2 separate regions of the Homo sapiens genome follow, and region 1 is linked to region 2. The links are chromatin loops, found by intact Hi-C in ENCODE. Cell type or tissue: GM12878. All regions are shown on one strand.

The links. Hi-C counts contacts between places; a loop is a spot of excess contacts. Peaks named below come from ENCODE experiments on the same cell type or tissue, not always from the same donor. Only the 100,000 strongest peaks of a DNase experiment are listed, where the experiment ranks them.
Region 1: a loop joins it to region 2, with 2.9 times the contacts of the local background. A loop is called at or near these places in 56 of 110 quality-filtered maps.

Annotation. Positions count from the first base shown.
Region 1 is chr4:128,790,754-128,798,753 of GRCh38, reverse strand. No RefSeq gene overlaps it. Among named protein-coding and RNA genes, the nearest start is that of JADE1, 15 kb to the left of the region's middle. In GM12878, no CTCF peak of the experiment used is centred here; a DNase peak (open chromatin) is centred at 4,746.
Region 2 is chr4:128,561,831-128,569,830 of GRCh38, reverse strand. It overlaps LINC03140 (long intergenic non-protein coding RNA 3140), which reads left to right. Exons shown (of 2, transcript XR_007058268.1): 2 at 544-1,898. Among named protein-coding and RNA genes, the nearest start is that of LINC03140, 4.7 kb to the left of the region's middle. RefSeq lists enhancers at 2,867-3,367, 3,368-3,868. In GM12878, a CTCF peak has its summit at 4,050 (motif pointing left); no DNase peak of the experiment used is centred here; H3K27me3 peaks cover 137 bases.

The DNA.
Region 1 (8,000 bases), 230 kb before region 2:
TTCTTTTTACCAACCTGCTAGTCCGCCACTTCCCAATGTCGGGGCTCTGACACCTTACCCAGCATTTATAGCTACAGAATTGTACTGATGGTATAATATTCCATCTATAAATGGAATTTACCCTGATTCCTGATTTTTTTTATTTTTTTATTTTTTTTATTTTTATTTTTTGAGACAGAGCCTTGCTCTGTCACCCAGGCTAGAGTGCAATGGTGTGATCTCGGCTCTCTGCAACCTCCACCTCTCGGGTTCAAGCGTTCCTCCTGCCTCAGCCGCCCAAGTAGCTGGGACTACAGGCATGCACAACCACATCTGGCTAATTTTCATATTTTTAGTAGAGTCGGGGTTTCTCCATGTTGGTCAGGCTGGTTTCAAACTCCTAACCTCAGGTGATCCGCCCACCTTGGCCTCCCAAAGTGCTGGGATTACAGGCGTGAGCCACCGTGCTGGGACTCTGATTCCTGATTTTTAAAATTAGTATGCATTTACATTTTTCTAAATTTTTATTTATTTATTTATTTTTATTTTTTATTTTTTTTTTGAGATGGAGTCTCGCTCTTTTGCCCAGGCTGGAGTGCAGTGGCACAATCTCGGCTCACTGCAAGCCCCACTTCCCGGGTTCACGCCATTCTCCTGCCTCAGCCTGCGGAGTAGCTGGAACTACAGGCGCCCACCAGCACACCCGGCTAATTTTTTTTTGTATTTTTAGTAGAGACAGGGTTTCACCATATTGGTCAGGCTGGTCTCAAACTACTGACCTCAGGTGATCCGACTGCCTCGGCCTCCCAAAGTGCTGAGATTACAGGCGTGAGCCACCGCACCCAGCCATATATAAATTTTTTTATTCAAGTATCTGACCATTCTTAGGATGGATTCTGAAAAAGGTAAATTACTAGGTCAAAGTATTCAATGTTTTGGATTCATTTTGCTGAATTGCTTTCCACAGAAGTTGAAAAATTGCTTTCTACAAAAACATTTCTACAAAATGTTTTAATTTAGATTCTCCACTGTCAGTGTATTAGGGGCCACTTGCCCAACATAGAGCTGGACTCTATGGAAGACTAGGGCCATGGCATGCCCTTGAGGAGATATGTCGTTGGTGAGATACATAACACATACAGGAAACAAAGATAGTTTGACACATATAAGAATACCACAAACAAATTGGAGATAGGAAATCCTATCAAATGCCAAAGTCTGTTGAGAATGTTGTTTAATAAAAGAAGTAGAATAATTAAGACCAGAAGTAGAGAGAAAGAATTGGAGACTCTGGGGAAGCAGATGATGAGTTGGGGAAGGTATCCAGAAAAATCTTTGCATGGGGGGATGGGAAGGAGGAGGACTAAAAATTATTGAATGTTTTCTATGTATGTGCTAGGCAGTGTGCTAAGCATTTTACACATAATGTTTCATTTACTTCTCACAACAATCCTGTGATGTAGGTATTATTATTTTCATCGAGATGTGAATGATGTGAAACATTGAGTTTCAGAGGTATTAAGTAACTTGCTAAAGATCACAAAGCTGCTGAGAGGTGGCACCAGGTTTGACCAAGCTAGTTGGGTTCCAAAGGCCACGCCCTGAAGTACATCACTCAATTGACTCATTGCAAAGTCTGAAATATTTATCTAATGAGGAATTGTACACATGATTTGGTATCAGTGACTTGAGCCATAGTTGGCACTCAGTAGATGCTTGAGGGAAAAAATGAGGACAGAAAGAATTCCACATGCTAAGGCTTATTTCAGACATGAGACATGTCAAGCAGGATCTAAACACCTACTTAAAAATATGTGACCATGGACTTAAGTGTAAAACGTAAGCTATAAAACTCTTAGAAAAAAATAAGGGAAAAATGTTAAGATCTAGAGCTAGGCAAAGAGTTCTTTTACTTGATTGCGATAGCACAACCCATAAAAGGAAATATTGATATATTGGATCTCTCAAAATTAAAACTTTGCTCTCCAAAAGATCCTATTAAGAAGATGAAAAGACAAGCTACAGAAAATATTCACAAACCACAAATCCAACAAAAAACTACTATCTGGAATATATAAAGAACAGTCAAAACTCAAAAATTAAAAAATCAAATAGGCCAGGCACGGTGGCTCACGCCTGTAATCCCAGCACTTTGGGAGGCCGAGGCGGGCAGATCACGAGGTCAGGAGATTGAGACCATTGGCTAACACAGTGAAACCCCATCTCTACTAAAAATCCAACAGATTAGCTGGGTGTGGTGGCACGTGCCTGTAGTCCCAGCTACTCAGGAGACTGAGCCAGCAGAATCACTTGAACCCCGGAGGTGGAGGTTGTACTGAGCAGAGATCACGCCACAGCACTCCAGCCTATGCAACAGAGCAAGACTCTGTCTTAAAAAATAAAAAAAAAAATTAAAAAAAAATCGAATAATTCAGTTAGAAAATTGATTTAAAAAACGTGAACAGATATTTTCATAGAAGACATGCAGATGGCAAATAAGCACATGAAAAGGTCTCCGACATCATTAGCCATCAGGAAAATAATGTAGATTTCAACTTCGATGAGAAATCACTACAGTTACTATCAGAATGGCTAAAATAAAAATAGTGACAACATTAAATGCAGACAAGGATGTAGAGAAACTAGATAACTCATAATTGCTGATGGAAACTTAAAATGGTCCAACCATTCTTGAAAACAGTTTGGCACTTTCATATAAAACTAAACATGCAACTCCCACATGACCCATCAGTTGTACTCTTTGACATATATTCCAGAGACACAAAATCTATGTTCATATAAAAGCCTGTGCTCAAATATTCATAGCAGGCCAGGCGCAGTGGCTCAGGCCTGTAATTTCAGCAATTTGGGAGGCCAAGGCAGGCGGATCACCTGAGGTCAGGAGTTGGAGAACAACCTGGCCAACATGGCAAAACCCCGTCTCTACTAAAAATACCAAAATTACCCAGGCATGGTGGTGGGCACCGGTAATTCCAGCTACTCGGGGGGCTGAGGCACAAGAATCACTTGAACCCGGGAGGCGAAGATTGCAGTGAACCATGATCATGCTACAGCACTCTAGCCTGTGCAACAGAGCGAGACTCCATCTTACACACACACACAAAACAAATATTCATAGCAGCTTTAATGATAATAGCCAAAAAACTGGAAATGACCCACTTATCCTTCAATGAGTGAATAAACGAACTGTAGTACATACCACAAAATATTACTCAGAACTAAAAAACAATTAAATATTGATATATACATGAATCTCCAGGAATTATGCTGAGTTAAAAAAAGCCAATACCAAAAGGTTTCACACTCTATGGTCCCATTTAATTAACATTCTTGAAATGGCAACATTATAGAAATAGAGAATAGACTAGCGGTTGCCAGGGATAACGAGGGGCTCGGGAAGGAGAGAAGTGTACACATCTGTAAAAGAGCAACAGGAGGGATTCTTGTGATGATGAAATTTTTATAAATCTTTATTCTGTCAATGTCAATATCCTTGTTGTCACATTGTGCTATAGTTTTGGAAGATGTTACTATTGGGGGAAACAGGGTAAATGGTACATGAGATTTCTCTGCATTATTTTATTATTTTTTTTTAAAAAAACCTCTTAAGTGCTGAGAGCACTCCTTACCCAATAGGTAGCTTCTGGCTTCAGCTGCATTCCTTCTTTCTTTTCTTTTCTTTTCTTTCTTTCTTTTTTTTTTTTTTTTTTTTTTTTTGAGACAGAATCTCACTCAGTTGCCCAAGCTGGAGTGCAATGGCGCAATCTCGGCTCACTGCAACCTCTACCTCCCGGGCTGAAGTGATTCTCCCACCTCAGCCTCCCGAGTAGCTGGGACTACAGGTGTGCACCACCATGCCTGACTAATTTTTGTATTTTTAGTAGAGACAGGGTTTCACCATATTGTCCAGGCTCGTCTCGAACTCCTGACCTAAAGTGATCCACCCACCTCGGCCTCCCAAAGTGCTGGGGTTACAGGCGTGAGCCACCACCCCCGGCCTGCATTATTTCTTATAACTGCATATGAATCTACAATTATCTCACAATTAAAAGTTTAATTAAATATATATATATAGTAAATCAGAAGAGAAAAATATTTAAACACTAACATATTCCTAGAAAGTAACCTAAAAATACTTAGAAAGTAACCTAAAAGATAAAGGAATTTCGTTATTTCATTCAACAGAGCCACATGAATGAAAAATTCATGTTGGCCATAGGTTATGCTGATGTATACATTCCTGAGATTTCTGTTCTGTTGCAGGAAGGCATGCCCTTTCAGGACTAGTAGAAACAGAGGGATAAGCAGAGCTGCAGACGTAGCAAGAGAAAATGGAAACAACAGAGGAATGGTTCTTCTTAGAGCCCTTTATAAATATTCTCTGTCACCTGGCTATCTGTTTTCTACCCAAATGACCAAAAGGAATAAATGACTGTGCCCTATCTGTGGTAGCGACCCGCCAGGGACCTGAGGGCAAGGGAAGAATCTAAGTCTTGCCTCACATATGTCAAATCTTACCTAATCTCTCACACATATTTCTCCACTCTAGTCCTGAAGGCTTCACCCTGAATGCCCTCCTCACCCTCCCAGAATCCCATCCCCCTAGCCACCTCACTACCCAGAATGGAGCATCCACGCACACATCTAATATATCACTGCCTGATTTCTAGTCGTGGATCCAGTCCACTAGGTCACTCTGTAACATTCATCTTAGTTTTAAAAAACATGAGAGGGACATTGTTGGCAAAAATCCATGGGTAATGAATTCTATGTTCTAGAAACAGTGAAACTGAACTATTTCAATTTGAAAGTAAGAGCTGGCAAGAAACCAACAGAGCGAAGTCCTCTTGGGGGAAAAACAGGCTGGTTAGTTAACTTGTAGGTCTGTAAGGTGGGCAGATTTCTTTAAAAAGCAAACAAAGCAATTTTAGACTTGAGAGACTTAATTGCTATCCAAGGCCAAGAATATGAATAATGTTATACAAAAACTTTGCTCAAGTGAGAATTCTGCAATTGAAGCATTCTGACTCTAATAGCCAAAGTTTAAAGGAGAAGACTGTAGAAAAGGATGTTTATTTATCCACTCATATATTATTATATAAACCATTCATGGTATTGAGATATAAATCTCATCTTTTTTTTTCACTGTGGTAAAAAAAGGTTGATGCTTTTCAGAATTTCTATGTCTAAGGAAAAGAGTCAGGCTAGGCGTGGTGGCTCATGCCTGTAATCCCAACCCTTCAGAGGCCAAGGCAGGTGGACTACCTGAGGTTGGGAGTTCAAGACCAGCCTGACCAACATGGAGAAACCCCATCTCTACAAAAAATACAAAATTAGCCGGGCATAGTGGCACATACCTGTAATCCCAGCTACTCAGGAGGCTGAGGCAGGAGGATCACTAGAACCCGGGAGGCGGAAGTTGCAGTGGGCCAAGATCACACCACTGCACTCCAGCCTAGGCAACAAGAGCAAAACTCCATCTCAAAAAAAAAAAAAAAGAAAGAAAGAAAAGAAAGAGTCAAGAAGAGTCAAGAAGCTGCTTTTGTAGGTTACAGATAATGTTAGGATTCTTTTGCATTTGTTCTTCCCTCAATAAAATGAAAAATTTTTTTATGCATAAGGTAAAATTAGAGAACTAATAATGACTTAACAGCAGTTCTAGATCACTTTGTAATGAAGGACAGGAAAGGCATATATAAATATAATTCAAAGATAATAAAACATTTATTTGATTTAACCCTTTCCCTTTCTCATATCTCTCCCTATCCACCTAAAATATTAGCAAAGAAGTGGGAGAAAGTCACACAGGAAGACAAACAACAAAGTAAAGAATCTGAGAAAACTTCACCTATGTCATCTTTCTAATTATAAACATCATTGTAAGCATCATTGGATGGACAAAGATTTATATATAAAAATTCTCATTTTGGCTGGGCGCAGTGGCTCACGCCTGTAATCCCAGCACTTCGGGAGGCTGAGGCGAGTGGATCACTTGAGGTCAGGAGTTTGAGACCAGCCTGGCCAACTTGGTGAAACCCCCTCTCTACTAAAAATACAAAAAATTAGCTAGGCGTGGTGGCAGGCACCTGTAATCCCAGCTACTCAGGAGGCTGAGGCAGGAGGATTGCTTGAACCCGGGAGGTAGAGGTTGCAGTGAGCCGAGATTGCGCCACTGCACTCCAACCTGGACAACAGAGCAAGACTTTGTCTCCAAGTCACATTTTCAAATAGTAAAAATTAAAGAGTGCAAATACCTACTAATGGTAGGGAAAAGGAAGAAAGGAAACTCATGTGGTACCAGTGGAAAAGTAAATTGTTATAGCCTTTTAGAAAAGTAATCTGGCAGTATCTATTCAAATAAAAAAATATACTATTCAAACAAGAAGCCTGATGTAAGCAAAGAGTATCAAAAATTTTTTTCCTAAAGAAAATAAAAGCAGGTAAGGACTATGCTCTAGACTCCTCATATGAAAGCACAGAATAATTTTCATGTAAATAATCAAAATGGAGGGAACGCCTTTTGAACTCCCTGACCCCTCTTACAATGTCTATGGGGGCCCAACCCTGTGATCCTCAAGCCTTGCCCTTCTCTTTACATACCAGCCCTTCAGGTCATATCATCTCTCATCTGGTAACCATTCGATGATGTTTATGGACCCCCATATTGCACAATGCATCTAAATTCTTCCGTTTCTTCACTCTCTTCCTCCCACCCCACCATACAATTATGTTAAAAATGGCCGAGTCTGGTTAACTCTGGATCTGTGGTGTGTCTCCCGCCTGTCCCTTTCTACGCATTCCTACACCTGCTATCCTGACTGGGCACTGTATTACCTTTCACCTGACATTGAATAGTGTAACTGGTTTTCCTGCTTTTTTTTTTTTTTTTTTTTTTTTTTTGAGATGGAGTTTTACTCTTGTTGCCCAGGCTGGAGTGCAATGGTGCGATCTCAGCTCACTGCAACCTCTGCCTCCCAGGTTCAAGCGATTCTCCTATCTCAGCCTCCCAAGTAGCTGGGACTATAGGCGCTACCGCCATACCCGGCTAATTTTTGTATTTTTAGTAGAAACGGGGTTTAGCCACGTTGGCCAGGCTGGTCTCGAACTCCTGACCTCAGGTGATCCATGCGCCTCGGCCTCCCAAAGTGCTGGGATTACAGGTGTGAGCCACCGTGCCCGGCCGGTTTTCCTGCTTCTTTATCCCTCCCTGTTCCAAGTTAGGTTACACACTATGACCAGCAGTCCTCCATGAAACTAGGACCATGATACTATCCTGTCCAGGACACTTGATGCCTCCTCACTAGGTAGAGAGCAAACCCCAACTCCCCGGCACAACACTCCAGGTTTCTGAGTACCTGGCTCTAAACAGGATCTGAACTTGCAGCCCCGGCACCTTTGTGCATTGAAGCAGTGTCCTGAGTTGAACAGCATTCCTCCAAAATGTATGTCTGCCCAGAACCTCAGAATGGGACCTTATTGGGAAATAGTGTCTTTGCAGATGTCGTGAGTTAAGATGAGGTCTAGTTGGATTAGTGTGGGCCCCAAAATCAATGACTGGTGTCCTTAGAAGAAAGGCCATGGTCGGGTGCAGTGGCTCACACCTGTAATCCCAGCACTTTGGGAGGCTGAGACCTCTGAGACCTGGGGTCAGGAGTTCGAGACCAGCTTGGCCAACATGGTGAAACCCTGTCTCTACTGAAAAAAAAACAAAAACAAAAACAAAAAACAAAAACAAAACTAGGTGTGGTGGCACGTACCTGTAATCCCAGCTACTTGGGAGGCTGAGGCAGGAGAATAGCTTGAACCCAGGAGGCAGAGGTTGCAGTGAGCTGAGATCACACCACTGCACTCCAGCCTGGGCAACAGAGACTCCATCTCAAATTTAAAAAACAAAGAAGAAGAAGAAGAAGAAAGGCCATTTGAAGACAGAGAGGCACACAGAGTGAAGACAGCCATGTAAAGATGGGGGTAGAAATGGGGTGATGCAGCTATAGGCGAAG
Region 2 (8,000 bases):
TCTGAGTTAGTAGAGTTTGAGTATCACATTTCTTTCCTTCCAATTCTATGATTTGTCATCATAAAGTTTTGGCATACGCAGCCCAGTCTTTGGAAGAGGGGTTGAGAATTGTGTAATATCAGGTTTAGCATTATAAAGTAACATCTATCATCTGAAGATGAGACTATAAACACCAGTCTGGACATAATAGAGCATGCTTAGCCCACTTGTTTGGAACTACAAGGAAAATAAGGTCATACAAAAGAGCCCTCTGCCCTTAAAAAAGAATTCTCAATTGCAAATCACTTCTGAGTACCAGTGGGGAAATGCAGTCATTTATTCTCAAGACTGAAAAGAGAAAGGAGACCTTTTTATCACTTTGTGTGTGTGTGTGTGTGTGTGTGTGTGTGTGTGTGTGAGAGAGAGAGAGAGAGAGACAGAAAGAAAGAGCAGGAGAGAGAGAGAGACAGAGAGAGAGAATATGTGTGTGTGTTACCTACCTAAAGCTAATGGTAGCCAATTTTTTCCTTTTTTTCTTGGAATTTTTTTCTTAATCTAAAACAGGCTTGGTGCTCTGGAAAAAGAATTAGAATTGCATTCAAATAGTCAGGCTTCAAGTTGCTTCTGCCTCTGTGTGAAGCAAATAGTAACAACTCACTTCGAAACTCAGGCTCCTGGACTGTAAATGAGGATAATGATACTCACCCTACCAACCTCAGGGACTGTTCTAAGAGCAAAATGAAATGAGACTGAGCTCTGAAAATGCTTAAATGCTTTTCAAAGTAGAGTGATCGTGCTTTCTGTAGCATCAAAACAGTCCTCTATAAATGGGCAAAGTCAAGGCATGGACTGGATCTGACAACAGAGAATGGCTTGAGGGCTGGAAAAAGAAAAAAATGCAAATGCCCCAAATCTCTGCTTCCCTTACAGTGTGGAAATCGCCCCATAACACACTGCACCAGGTAGGGTTAAATTGATCCCAAATGTTTCAGGAATTTTTAATGCCCTTCGAAGAGACATTTCCAATTCTTCATCTGCCCAAAGTAATGCTGCTAACCTACTATCTGTCAGTTTCCTCAGTGCTTTGAAGATTTTTCTAAAGTCATCTGACTTGGTTTCCCTTTGATTTCAAATTCCTGCTTATTATATGTATGACCTTGAGCCTTTTTAACTCATCTGAGCCTCTCTGTTTCCTCATCTATAAATTGTGAATAAGAAGACGTTACTGTAGGATTATTAGAAACTTTAGAAATAATACTTTTAATACCAGCATAGTGCCTGATCCATAGGCATCCAGGACATGCCAGCTAAGATCATTGATTATTGTTGTCGTTTTTAGTATCATACAGTAGAAAGAACAACATCTTTGAAACCAGACAATCCCGCATTTAAATCAGCTCTGTCACTTACGAAACGTGTAATCCTGAATAACTGAAGAAAACTTTTTGAAGTTCAATTTTGAGATAATGATGGATGATTTCAGACTTTGTGAGAATTTCAGAGGTATCGGCAGTAGGTTGAATGGTGAACCCTCCAAAAGATATATCTATGTTCCAAACTCAGAATCTGTGAATGTGACATTATTTGGGAAAAGGGGGTTTTGCAGATATAATTAAGTTAAGCATCCTGAGATGAGATCATCCTGGATTTTCTAGATAGGGCCTAAAGCCAATAATGAGTGTCTAAGACAGAAGAAGACACAAAGAAGAAGAGACGGGAATGTGGTCACAGAGGCAGAGACTGGAGCAATGCAGCCACAAGCCAAGGAACACCTGGACCCACCAGAAGCTGGAAGAGGAAAGAAGGGATTTCTTTTTCTTCTAGAGCCTTGGGAGGGAGCATGGCCCTGCTGACAACTTATTTTCAGACTTCTAGATTCTAGAACTATCAGATAATAAATTTATATTGTTTTAAGCCACTATGTTTGTGGTGATTTGTTCTAGCAGTCCTAGGAAACCAATGCAGTATTTAATACAGAGTGCCCGGTACAATGTTGGCATGTGACAAGCACTCAGCAAATGGTAGTTGCATAGTGAGTTCTCCTCCTGTCCCCACTACCTCCTCAATGAGTAAATGCCTGAACAAATCCATAGGCAGCCATCTGAGAGCCTGACTCCAGGGAGCAGGGGGTACAGTTAGCCTCAGCCCATGCTAAAATAGAAGCCTGACCTTAGTTTGGTTAATGCCACACTCTACCACAGGCAATTGACACCAGGGCTCTCCCATTTTATAATAGCGCAGATCCAGTCTCATTATGCATTAAAGAGTTTGTTCCCCTAAAACTCTTACTGCCCCCAAAGGTTTAGAATTTAAAAATAACATCGACAATCTCTGTTCAAAAAAAGTGAACAATATACTTAAACGTTCTTCTTGTAACAATAGCCTGCCTCTTCCTGAAGTGCTATAAAAATTCAGGGAGCAACTTCACCCAGTTGTGAGAGATAAAAGAATAGCAACTAAAACGGGCAGTCAGACCAAGGCAGGGGGGCAGCCTGTTGTCTCTGGGTTGAAAACCATCCTGAATGCTAAAAGAAATCACTCTAAAGAGGGGTGTGTGGGTGCATATTGACAGACTTCAGAAGCTGAGGTTTCTGAGTTTAGCCTCCTGAATGAAGCAGGACTTTTGACATACTACCCCCTGGGGCCGCTGCCTTAGGTGTGATGCTATTGGAGCCAAGGATCTGTCTATGATGGGGTCCAAAATTTACACACCACGGATGAGATGGAGCAAACATGTGGAGCTTTTTTTTTTTTTAATGTTTCTATAACAGATTCCAGCTTCCTTGTGAATCCACATCCTGTAGGGCAATTGTTATAGCGAACCTTTATACAGTGATTGCTGTGTGTCCTGGCACTCTTTTCAGTGCTTGAGATATATTAACCATTTAATCCTTACACTTCCTAGGAGGAAGTACTATCAGGATCCCCATTTAGAAGATGAGCAGCGAGTGACAGAGATTTAAGTTATTTGCCCAAGACCACATAGCTAGCAAACAGTGCCAATTCAAGAGCAGGTCATCTGACTCAAGACTTTATGCTCTTTGTCACTATACTAAACTGTGGGAAATAGAATTAAACTTGCCAATTAACATGATCTGCCCATCTCAGGTTTACACTTTCAAATGAAATCAATTTCTTTTGAGTAAATGCTCAGTCAGGTCCTCACACTTATGGGAGAGGGGCTTCTGGTGGCTGTACTGGTCCCTGAGCAGTGGGTGGACATCTACTGCTGGGAAGCTCTGTAGTCTGTTCTCAGTTGGTCTCTTTCCCTGGCTGGTCTCTGGCCTTGGCAGCATCCTGCCTCTGGCTGCCTCATGCCACGAGACGGTGGTCACGAGTGTCCATCGGGGCCCCTCTTCCACAGGTATTGGACATACCCCCACAGGTCCCCTTCTGCTGGCATTGAGCGTCCTGTGGACCCTCACCCCAGCCATCCACTGCCCCAGCTTTGGCACTCAGTACCTTTAGCTGGCCGAGCAGGCTTTTGGTCTTCTCTCTAGGCCCACCAGAAACCCAGGAGTCCTTGCAAAGCCAACCTCGGCTCCCAGGAAAAGAAAAGGACTACCTTTATCCTTTCCAACTCATATCATCCTCTCTGGACTCTCATTAGGCTACCAAGCCTTTTCCAAACCACCATCAGACGTGCTCCAAAGGGTTGTACAGTTTTCTCAGTCTACACTCAGGGAGGTTGAAATGTAAACATTACAACTCAGATGTGCAAAAAAAAGAAAAAATATGTAGCTCTTTCTTATTTTCCATTATCTATCCCAACTTGCTATGGGGCCCCATTCCCAGTCAGTAGCAGAGACAATTAAAAAAAAAAACTTAAACCTCAGTCTCTTCTGCTTTTAGGAAAGTCTCTTTCAGTTTAACTCATTCTTTTGGGGGTAAATATTCAATCAATTCAAAGTTAAATTCCTTCTCAGTGCTGATTTTTTCAAATTTCTCAAGGGGGCCCTTTTTTCCCTCTTCCTTTCCAAGACGGCCTCTCAGGAGTGAGGGAGGTTGAGAGTGGGCACATTAGTTCTCCAGAGAGCAGGTCTTCTTCAGGCTGGTCTGGTCTCTGATGCCCTCTGCTGGTATCCGCCAAGGTGTGGCTAGTCGTGCCTGGCCCACTGCTGGACTCTGGGGTCCCTGCCATTGCCTCAAGATGTGAAGCCTCTACCCTTTGTGATTACCTTGTCTTGTCCCTAGGCCTCTGCACAGTCACTGTTTTATCAAAACTTCTGTGAACCCCTTCCAGGTTCATGTGGAACCCTGGGTTCTCCTACATACCATTTGGAGACGCTGGGGACCAGTATTAAAGAAAAATTATCCAGACACTTGTAAAAATGGTAAGGAAGACTTTATTCAAGACTGCTGTAGTAGAGATGATATCTGTTGCAATAGGAGAAAGACATTGGGTTCAACTCTGAATACAGTAGAGATAGCTTAGGATTTATAGTCAATGAGCAGAGTGAAGGAGTCGGTGGATGAAAAATTACTAAGAAGAGATATTAAGAGTAGGGGGGACTCTTGCTAAACTGGCCTTACAGAATTCTTGCTAAAGGCAGGCTAAGGACTTACACATCAAAGTGAGGGATGAGGAACTTGATCAGATATCTAGGGTGGGGAATGATTCAGCAAGATCCTTCGTTAAGACTGGGCTATGCAGCCCAAAGTCAGGATGAGACCAAGGTCAAGGTCTAGTCAAGAAAAGGACTCAGAAGAGCCTGACCAAAGTTTGGTCAAACAGAAAATCTTTATTACCAGACAGCATCTCAGGCCAATCTATCTGAACATCCATCAGACTGGACATTCTCAGACTCTCTCGCACCCGCAGTATCTGTGGTTTCTATCACCCTCCTCTTCTTCGCCCTTTGATTTAAGTCTGGAGAGTTGGAGGTGCCTTTCCAGGGACCTAACAGCATCCCCACCCTGAGCGAATTCCCTCCAATCTCTCTGCTTTCTCTCACAGAGGAAGCCTTTCTACTGATTCTTCCTTTCTTGTATCTTCTGTCCTCTCTATGCTGTGCTCATAGTAAAACTCTAATCCAAGTTGGGTTTTGTATGTGAAAGAGAGGTCTGAGAATAAAAAAGAACTCCTTTTCTCTCTCAGCAAAGGCTAGCTGAGACAATATTATTATCTTTCTTTGGATTAAATGCTACTTGGGAAGACAAAAACTAAAGCTGACACTTTGTTTTCCTTTATATTTCAACAATATTGATCATTCCTGACACAATAAACACCTCTAACTGGATGAGGACGGTCACACAAAAGGAAGTTCAAAAAAGAAACATATATTAATATATTTCAAAACTACTTCATTCCCATGGCAAATCTATAAGTGCTTCCTAAGCCCACACTCTGTGCCTTCCCTCCCCATTCTCCCTGCAAAGCTATGATGATGCATATTTTTCTGATAGTTTGAAAGACATTTGAAGAATTCACATTTCTTTCTCCACAGCACAGTGATGGACATTGAGGAAGATATTGTATATTTGTTCACTCAACACTCATTCCAACGCTCTCCTAGTTTGCCTTTCTATCTACTACAGGCTGGAAGGTAAAAGAATTGTATTTTCCATACTTTCTTGTGGTTAGGAATCTGCATGTGACCTAAGCTCTACACCCACTCCCAGCCCACCCCAATGAGACCCTTGGAGGTGGAAGTGAGTAATTTGAGGAAATGGCTGAATTCTCAGTGAGACAGGCTTTTCCAATAACAGTAGTGAAAGAAGCATTTGGGTTTCCCTGGGGTAGCTGTGGAAATATGTCTGCCATCCAGTCCCTATCACACGGGCCGCTAAGAACAATCCCATGGTTTAGTCGGGCAGTCTTCTGGGTGTGTTGTACTTGGCTGCTCTGTTCTTGGTCATGGAGCTTCTAAGAATGTTTCTGTTCAGAGATTCTGTGAACTATCTAATACTCTTTAACATACGCTTTTCTGTTTAGACTGACTCTAGTGGAGCCTGCTGTCTGAAACTCCGAAGTCTGACCAAAGCAGCAACCCCCTCTCCATTATCCCTGTTCCCCCTCCTCTCACGACATAAACAAAAGTGTAAGCATGGAAATCATAATTAAAAAAAAAAAAACAAAAAAACTGAGCCGGGCGTGGTGGCTTACGCCTATAATCCTAGCACTTTCGGAGGCTAAGGTGGGCGGATCACAAGGTTAAGAGATCAAGATTATCCTGGCCAAAATGGTGAAACCCCGTCTCTACTAAAAATACAAAAATTAGCTGGGTGTGTTGGCACGCGCCTGTAGTCCCAGCTACTCGGGAGGCTGAGGCAGGAGTATCACTTGAACCCAGGAAGCAGAGGTTGCAGTGAGCCAAGATCGTGTCACTGCACTCCAGCCTGGCGAGAGTGAGACTCTGTCTCAAAAAAAAAAAAAAAAAAAACTGGAGGGTTCTTTGTCTTAGTCAAAGCTATCTTGGTTTTAAATAAGAGACATCAACTCGAGCTATATTTACCTAAAAGAGAAATTCATTAGAAGGATGCCAAGAGCTATGTAGTGCTCTGGAGACTGGAAAACCCTCAGGGGACAAGAAACCATCTGTCTTTTCTTCTCTCTCTTTTTTTTTTCCTCCATGCAAAGTTCCGAGTTTGTATCAAGTTTCAACCACAAGGGCAAATTATTCTCAGTGCCAATTCCAAATTCTTGAAATAAAGATCGAGCCTAGAAGTCAAGTTGTCCACTCCAAGCTAATCAATTATGGCTAGAGAACTGCATCGCACAGCCAGGCATGGTGGCTCACGCCTGTAATCCCAGTACTTTGGGAGGCCGAGGCAGGCGGATCATGAGGTCAGGAGTTTGAGACCATCCTGGCTAACATGGTGAAACCCCATCGCTACTAAAAATACAAAAATTAGCTGGGCACAGTGGCAGGCGATTGTAATCCCAGCTACTTGGGAGGCTGAGGCAGGACAATCGCTTGAACCCTGGAGGTGGAGGTTGCAGTGAGCTGAGATCATGCCACTACACTCTAGCCTGGGCAACAGAGCAAGACTCTGTCACAAAAAACAAACAAACAAACAAACAAACAAACACAGAGAACTGCATCGCACAAAAATATGGCTGTGGAGTAGTGGTGAGCACTCAGAAAATTAGAATAAGATGACAGACACTCCAAACTGTTACCCCTTAGATATCTGTGTTTAGAAATCTTACCAGAACTCAAACATTTCTAGAGTTTAATAATGCTTGAGTGGTAATCAGGTAGTTACAATACAGCTCAATGTACTTTGAGCTGCTGAAGCCTCCCCAAGACTTCCCTAACACTTTTGGGAAACCTCTGGATGGGGAATTTTGTGAAACCACTAGACATCAGCGGCTTTGCCCTTAATGGCTATGGTGGCCATTATCCTGACTTTCCGGGAGCTTGTCTCATTCACGCCACCTTCTTTAATAGTTTACTACTAAGTCCATGTGACACACAGCTTGCCTGGGAGGAAGTCCAAGCCCAAGGTGAAGACACTGTAAGATGTATTGCTCTGATTTTCCTTTTCCAAAATTTTAATGAAGATCCCAAACATGCCACAGTGGTATATTCTAAATCCTTAGATCCTGTAAAGAGGGCACCAGAAATCTCAAGTCAAACATATAACCAGTTTTACCCAACTACAGTTCTCACCAGACAACTCTATAATGGTAGAATTCAGGTCCTCAGTAGGGCTGGGATTGACTGGCTTAAGGGATGTTTAGATTCCTCAGTGAGGCTAAGAACTATGATCTAAAAACACAAGGTCTCAAACATGCACAGAACAAGATGGGATGTTCCCTACTGTCTTAGAATTTTGACTTAGAGCCCCAAAGCTGGGGACAATAAGTACTAAGTACTCACACAAAATCTAAAAGACTTAAAAACACATGGCAATAGCAGTCCAACCGTTATCATTCTGTCTAGACTATATAAGATTAGAAATTTAAAAATAAGATTATTTGAAGAAACTATGTAGGTATAGAGAAGTCTGATACTTTATCTCAAGAGACACATTCATAGGGACAGGCAAGCATGCAATAAAGAGTTGGTCATCTT